3 separate regions of the Homo sapiens genome follow, and regions 1 and 2 are each linked to region 3. A link is a loop called in an ENCODE intact Hi-C map of the cell type or tissue named here. Cell type or tissue: endothelial cell of umbilical vein. All regions are shown on one strand.

Region 1 (2,500 bases), 71 kb before region 3:
CCCACTACACATTAAATTTGGGGAAGCACTGCTTTAACTCTGTCTCACTGCAGTCCAACGTCACTAAACCCCCAAGTCAGGACAATGGACTCTTTCAAGGCAGCTCTCCCACTAAGAAAGGGCCATCACTCTTGCAATGTCCTGAAAATACTTGTCTAATGTTATATCTGGCCCAGGACAATATTCCAGATGAGTCCCAAGTCCCTCACTCCTTTCAGCATCAGCACAAAATCCACGCCTCCCCCTGGCTGGAAATATGTGATCTATGACCACAGTCAAACATAATTCCTCCGTGGACAGTGAGTTCATGCCTCTTGGGTTTTTTTGTTAGTTTATTTGTTTGGTTTTTATGAGATGGAATCTGGCTCTATCACCCAGGCTGGAGTACAATGGTGCAATCTCGGCTCAGTGCAACCTCTACCTCCTGGGTTCAAGCGATTCTCCTGCCTCAGCCTCCCAAGTAGCTGGGATTACATACGCTAGCCACTGCACCCGGCTAATTTTTGTATTTTTAGTAGACACAGGGTTTCACCATGTTGGCCAGACTGGTCTCAAACTCCTGACCTCAGGTGATCTGCCCACCTCAGCCTCCTAAAGTGCTGGAATTACAGGCGTGAGCCACTGCGCCCGGCCGCCTCTTGTTTCTTGAGAACAAAGTGTAGCTCCTCCTCCCCAACTTCTCATTCAGCCTGGCTGCCTCACCACCACCACAGCCAGTGTGTCCTCCTTGGCCCTGGTACACTGAGCAGTCCACTGTAGCCCCCGCCCCCTCCACTATAGGGACACCGGCTGCTCAGTCTCTCCTGAGCTACAGAATTGAAGCCCCTTAGAGCCCCCACAACCCACGATGATGAAATGGTCCATGCATAAGGCTGACTATGCAACAGTCTGGGCTTCCACATCGCATCCCCTCTACCCTCCCCACCGCCAAGCCATAATGGAACAGTCCAGAGCCAAGCTTGGCGCAGCGCCCCCCCATGGGGATGATGGCATGTTCTGGTGAAGGCAGGGGCAGGGCTCGGAGGAGGGGCATCCATGCGTCGTGCACAGCCTGTTCATGCGCTCACGCCCCGCCCCGCGCCCCCTACCTGCTCCCAGCTGATCTCCTTGGTCTCCTGACCCGTTAGTAGGAAGAGGGGAGAGAAGGGGTGAGTTAAGGGGCAGGCAGAGGAGGACGCAAGGAGCGGACTTAGGGATGGCCACAGACTCGGTCCCCGCCCCCACCCCCAAAGAAGGTTAGTGCCACCCCCAAGGCGGCCGGCAGGGGGCACTCACGGGCTTGGTCGTGGCCGTAAGGGACTCCATCTCCTCGTGTGTCATCCACACGTTTCCTGTGGACTGAGGGGCAGGGAGTGTTAATGGATGGTGGGAGAGGGCTTCGCGTGGGGGAGAGGAAGGAGGGTGTCCTCCTGAAGGCCCTGGGCCACACGTTTATGTCCCTCCTGCTTTCTGGGGCAAGCAGTAACAGAGAAAAGGAATGATTCTTATTATAGGGCACCTGCCATGTACCAGGCAATGTGACTTTGGAGTTGAACAAATTCAGGTTGGAATTGGGACCCTGCCATGCATTTTGCTGTGTGGCCCTGTGCAAATGACGTCACCTCGCTGACCTCACACAGAGGTACAGAATGAGGATTCAGAAGTGGGGGACAGACACAGCCATGGTGCAAATGTTTAGGGAGTATGGCGGGGGGGGTTCACATTTATTGAGCTTCTGCTCCCAACAACCTCACGAGTTAGGAATCCATACAAGGATAAAAACATTTATGTACTTCTGGTGAGTGTCAGGCACCAGTCACCGTCATAGGGTGTGGGATATGGCAAGGGACACGACAGACACTTTTCGTCCTAGTGGGGGAGAAACAATGAACATATTTTAAGTATGTTGGGGAAATTTGAATACAGAGTGAATAGTAAATGAAATTAACAACTGTGGCCAGGCGTGGTGGCTCACACCTGTAGTGCCAGCACTTTGGGAGGCTGAGGCGGGCACATCACTTTTGGAGATTGAAGACTAGCCTGGCCAACCTGGAGAAACCCCATCTCTACTAAAAATACAAAAATTAGGCTGAGAGTGGTCTAGCACTTCGGGAGGCAGAGGCGGGTGGATCACCTGAGGTCAGGAGTTCAAGACCAGCCTGGCCAACGTTGGTGAAACCCTATCTCTACTAAAAATACAAAAATTAGCTGGGCATGGTGGCGTGTGCCTTTAATCCCAGCTACTCAGGAGGCTGAGGCAGGAGAATCACTTGAACCAGGGAGACGGAGGTTGCAGTGAGCCAAGATCGCACCACTGCACTCCAGCCTGGGCGACAGAGTGAAACTCCATCTCAAAAAAAAAAAAAAAAGAAAGAAAAGAAAAGAAAAAGAAATTAACAACAATGTGAATGCCCTTAGGTGTGATAAAGGATGTGGTGTTTACAAGGAAGAAAAAGACCCACTAAAGTAATTTTGGGGGCTAAGATGTTATGACTTTCTCCAATTACATTCAAGTACAGGT
Region 2 (2,500 bases), 75 kb after region 3:
TCACGAGGTCAGGAGATCGAGACCATCCTGGCTAACACGGGGAAACTCCATCTCTACTAAAAACGCAAAAAAATTAGCCGGGCATGGTGGCGGGCGCCTGTAGTCCCAGCTACTCGGGAGGCTGAGGCAGGAGAATGGCGTGAACCCGGGAGGCAGAGCTTGCAGTGAGCCGAGATTGCGCCACTGCACTCCAGCCTGGGCGACAGAGCGAGACTCCGTCTCCAAAAAAAAAAAAAAATGTTTTTATTTTTATTTTTTGAGAGAGCGTCTCACTCTGTCACCCAGGCTGGAGTGCATGGTGCAGTCACATCTCACCACATCCTGAACCTCCTTGGTTCAAGCAGTTCTCCCAAGTAGCTGGGACTCAGGCATGGACCACCACTGCCGGCTAATTTTTTTATTTTTTTTTTAGAGACAGGATCACACTATGTGACTCAGGCTGGTCTTGAACTCCTGATTCAAGCAATCCTCCTGACTCCACCTCTCAAAGTGCTAGGATTACAGGCGTGACCCATCATGCCCGGCCATACTTGGCACTTTTTGTTTGTTTTTGAGATGGAGTCACTCTGTCACCCAAGCTGGAGTGCAGTGGCACGATATTGGCTCACTGCAACCTCTGCCTCCCAGGTTCAAGCCATCCTCCCTAGTAGCTGGGACTATAGGCATGCACCACCATGCCTGGCTAATTTTTGTATTTTTAGTAGAGACAGGGTTTCACCATGTTGGCCAAGCTGGTCTCAAACTCCTGACTTCAGGTGATCCACCCGCCTCGGCCTCCCAAAGTGCTGGGATTACAGGCGTGAGCTACAGCACCCAGTCTCGGCACTTTTATTTATTTATTTATTGAGAGACAGAGTTTCACTCTTGTCACCCAGGCTGGAGTGCAATGGCATGATCTTGGCTCACTGCAACCTCCACCTCCTCGTTCAAGCAATTTTCCTGCCTCAGCCTCCCGAGTAGCTGGGATTACAGGCACGCGCCACCACGCCCAGCAAATTTTTGTATTTTTAGTAGAGACGAGGTTTCACCATGTTGGCCAGGCTGGTCTCAAATTCCTGACCTCAGGTGATCCGCCCACCTTGGCCTTCCAAAGTGCTGGAATTACAGGCATGAGCCACTGCACCCAGTGCCCCAGCACTTTTAATAGATGAAACAGTGTTGGCACACAGACCCAAAATGCTTTATATGAACTACCTTACTGAATCTTACATTAACTGATGAGGTAAACTATCTTAGCTTCGTCTTGCAGATAAGGAAACTGAGGCACAGAGAGGAACTAGTCCCTGGCCACATGGTGGGAAAGTGGCAGAGCTAAGCTCCAGGAATCCAGCACTGGGCTTCTAAAACCCATCTTCACAGCCAGAAGCCCTTACTGCCTTTCTCGGATGCCCTGAATCAGTGAGCCTGCTGCATGAATGAATGCGGTCACTTCCCTGCCGGTAAAGCTCTTTGTGAGAGCGCACCCTGCTGGCCTCACTGCGTCTCAACTTCCTGCTCTGTGTGAGCCGGGGCCAGTGATTTAGCTGTCCTGAAAATCAGTTCCCTCAGCTAACAGTTACAATATGCACCTCATGCGGCTACTGCGAGGGCTCCACAGGACGCAAACTCGTGCATTCAATGGTTATCTCTTGATCATCTGCTCTGTTAGGTCCTGTGCTAGGGACACAGCTAGGAATGACACGACCTCGTCCCTGCCCTCAGGGAACTCACCCCACAGTGTGTACTGGGTATACGAGGCCAAACCCAGTAAAGCACCCAGTAAATATCTATGACTTCCAGGCAAACATACCCGGGAACCCCACCAGGATAGCCAGGATAGCAGCCTGGTCCCCAGTGCATCATCTGACCCAACTCTGGAACTGAGGATCCTCCTCCCCCATTAGATAGGGCGAGTGGGGGAATGGTAGTGGGGGCACAGTTGGTGTGCAGGCCACCTCCCTCTCCATCTTAGGGGTCCTCAATAGGTTTGCTCTGTCAGGGCACATGGCAGGCAGGGCTTAGGTCCTATTCCTGACCCAACTCACTCACCGATTCGCTCAATCCTTGTTACATCACGGATCTCCGGGACTTTGGTTGTGGCTGTCTGGGGGTGCAAGAAGATGTGTCAGAGGACTAGTGTGGTCCCAGCTTTCACCAACCCCTCCTCTGTCCCTCCCATGAGATGGTCCTTTCCACTCCTTCCCCTCACAGGCAGGCGATGGGACAGGCACCAGTCACCCCCACCCCTCTTGCCTGTCACTGCCTAATGGCTGGTTGGTTGAGCCCCAGGAAGACAAGGACTGTCTGTCTCATCGACAGCTTGGTCCTCAGGGTCCAGCACATATTTGGTTATTTGGTGAATGAATGAAATCCTCCCTGTTTCTTTTTTTTTTTTTGAGATGAAGTCTCGCTCTGTCACCCAGGCTGGAGTGCAGTGGCCCAATCTCGGCTCACTGCAACCTCCGCCTCCTGGGTTCAAGAAATTCTCTGCCTCAGCCTCCTGACTAGCTGGGATTACAGG
Region 3 (2,500 bases):
AAATAGCCATGCATGGTGGCTCACGCCTATAGTCCCAGTTACTTAGAAGAGGTGGGAGGGGCCAGGTGGGGTGGCTCATGCCTGTAATCTCAGCACTTTGGGAGGCCAAGGTGGGCGTATCACCTGAGGTCAGGAGTTCGAGACCAGACTGATCAACATGGAGAACATGTATTTTAGTCTCTACTAAAAATACAAAATTAGCTGGGCATGGTGACACATGCCTGCAATCCCAGCTACTTGAGAGGCTGAGGCAGGAGAATCACTTGAACCTGGGAGGCGGAGGCTGTGGTAAACCGAGATTGCACCATTGCACTCCAGCCTGGGTGACAAGAGCGAAACTCCGTCTCAAAAAAAAAAAAAAAAAAAAGAAGTGGGAGGATCGTTTGAGCCCAGAAAGTCGAGGCTGCAGTGAGCCAAGATTGTGCCACTAGACTCCAGCCTGGGCAACAGACTGAGACCCTGTCTCAAAAAATAAAGAAAGAAAGAAAGAGAGAGAGAAAGAAAGAAAAGAAAAGGGCCGGGTGAGGTGGCTCATGCCTGTAATCCCAGCACTTTGGGAGGCCGAGGCGGGCAGATCACCTGAAGTCAGGAGTTCAAGACCAGCCTGGCCAACATGGCAAAACCTTGTCTCTACTAAAAATACAACAATTGTAGGGTCCAGCCCCACAGGGTCGGTGGGTTTTTCTCCGTTTGCAGAGACGAGAGATTGTGGAAATAAAGACACAAGACAAAGAGATAAAAGAAAAGACAGCTGGGCCCGGGGAACCACCACCACCAAGACACAGAGACCGGTAGTGGCCCCGAATGCCTGGCTGTGCTGATATTTATTGGATATAAGACAAAGAGGCAGGGTGAGGAGTGTGAGACATCTCCAAGGATAGGTAAGGTCCCCTGGGTCACGTATCCACTGGACAGGGAGCCCTTCCCTGCCTGGCAGCCGAGGCAGAGAGAGAGGAGAAAGAGAGACAGCTTACGCCATTATTTCTGCATATCAGAGACTTTTAGTACTTTCACTAATTTGCTACTGCTATCTAGAAGGCAGAGCCAGGTGTACAGGATGGAACATGAAAGCGGACTAGGAGCTGAAGCACAGCATCACAGGGAGATGGTTAGGCCTCTGGGTAACTGCGGGTGAGCCTGACTGATGTCAGGCCCTCCACAAGAGGTGGAGGGGTAGAGTCTTCTCTAAACTCCCCCAGGGAAAGAGAGACTCCCTTTCCTGGTCTGCTAAGTAGCGGGTGGTTTTCCTTGGCACTGAGGCTACCACTAGACCATGGTCCACTTGGCAACGGGCGTGTTCCCAGACGCTGGTGTTACCGCTAGACCAAGGAGCCCTCTGGTGGCCCTGTCCAGGCATAACAGAAGGCTCGCACTCTTGTCTTCTGGTCACTTCTCGCTATGTCCCCTCAGCTCCTATCTCTGTATGGCCTGGTTTTTCCTAGGTTATGATTGTAGAGCGAGGATTATTATAATATTGGAATAAAGAGTAATTGCTACAAACTAATGATTAATGATATTCATATATAATCATATCTATGATCTATATCTACTATAACTATTCTTATTTTATATATTTTATTATACTGGAACAGCTCGTGCCCTCGGTCTCTTGCCTCGGCACCTGGGTGGCTTGCCGCCCACAAACAATTAGCCGCGTGTGGTGGGCGCCTGTAATCCCAGCTACTCCAGAGGCTAAGGCAGGAGAATTGCTTGAATTCAGGAGGCGGAGGTTGCAGTGAGCCAAGATCGCAACACTGCACTCTAGCCTGGGCGACTGCAAGACTCCGTCTCAAGAAAAAGAAAAAGAAAGAAAAGGCCGGGTGCAGTGGCTCACGTCTGTAATCCCAGAACTTTGGGAGGCCAAGGCAGGCGGTCACGAGGTCAGGAGTTCGAGACCAGCCTGGCCAACATGGTGAAACCCTGTCTCTACTAAAAATACAAAAATTAGGTGGGTGTGGTGACGGGTGCCTGGAGTCCCAGCTACTCAGGAGACTGAGGCAGGAGAATCGCTTGAAACTGGCAGGCGGAGGTTGCAGTGAGCTGAGATCACGTCCCCACACTCTAGCCTGGACAACAAGAGGGAAACTCCTCTCAAGAAAAAAAAAAAAAGAAAGAAAGAAAGAAGAAAAGAAGAGAGAAGGAATGGAAGGAAGGAAGACAGGAAGAGAAAGAGTGCCAGGATTAGCAGGGCGTTCGAACCCTTAGTACCTACCTCTCTCCACACCCCCAGCAGAGGGCGACCAGGACTTCTTTCCTGGGAGTCTCAGTGATCAAACCCCTCCACTTCCCCCAAGCCCATCTGATGGAGCTATTTTTATGCAGTGTCACCGGACACCAGTGGCTAGAAGGCCACCGTCTTGTCTCTGCGCCCTTCAGTTCCTGAAAATGACCCTGTGGCATCTCCCCGGCCCACACCCCCAACCCCCGCCCGTTCCGGCAAGACCAGACTCCTTTTGCCAGAGTCATAGCCGCAGCTCAGGTCCTGCTAGGTCTCAGAAAG

The links. Peaks named below come from ENCODE experiments on the same cell type or tissue, not always from the same donor. Only the 100,000 strongest peaks of a DNase experiment are listed, where the experiment ranks them.
Region 1: it touches region 3 in a loop (13-fold over the local background); 9 of 110 quality-filtered maps call a loop at or near these places.
Region 2: a loop joins it to region 3, with 6 times the contacts of the local background. A loop is called at or near these places in 22 of 110 quality-filtered maps.

Annotation. Positions count from the first base shown.
Region 1 is chr19:49,144,781-49,147,280 of GRCh38, reverse strand. It overlaps PPFIA3 (PPFI scaffold protein A3), which reads right to left. Exons shown (of 30, transcript NM_003660.4): 22 at 1,276-1,338; 23 at 1,089-1,115. Among named protein-coding and RNA genes, the nearest start is that of HRC, 9.4 kb to the left of the region's middle. In endothelial cell of umbilical vein, CTCF peaks have their summits at 1,053 and 1,259 (motif pointing right); DNase peaks (open chromatin) are centred at 1,050 and 1,240.
Region 2 is chr19:48,998,902-49,001,401 of GRCh38, reverse strand. RUVBL2 (RuvB like AAA ATPase 2) reads right to left here. Exons shown (of 15, transcript NM_006666.3): 2 at 2,029-2,083. Among named protein-coding and RNA genes, the nearest start is that of RUVBL2, 6.3 kb to the right of the region's middle. RefSeq lists an enhancer at 1,336-1,630. In endothelial cell of umbilical vein, a CTCF peak has its summit at 1,478 (motif pointing left); a DNase peak (open chromatin) is centred at 1,461.
Region 3 is chr19:49,073,876-49,076,375 of GRCh38, reverse strand. No RefSeq gene overlaps it. Among named protein-coding and RNA genes, the nearest start is that of KCNA7, 2.4 kb to the right of the region's middle. RefSeq lists a silencer at 2,159-2,318. In endothelial cell of umbilical vein, a CTCF peak has its summit at 1,299 (motif pointing left); a DNase peak (open chromatin) is centred at 1,275; H3K27me3 peaks cover 416 bases.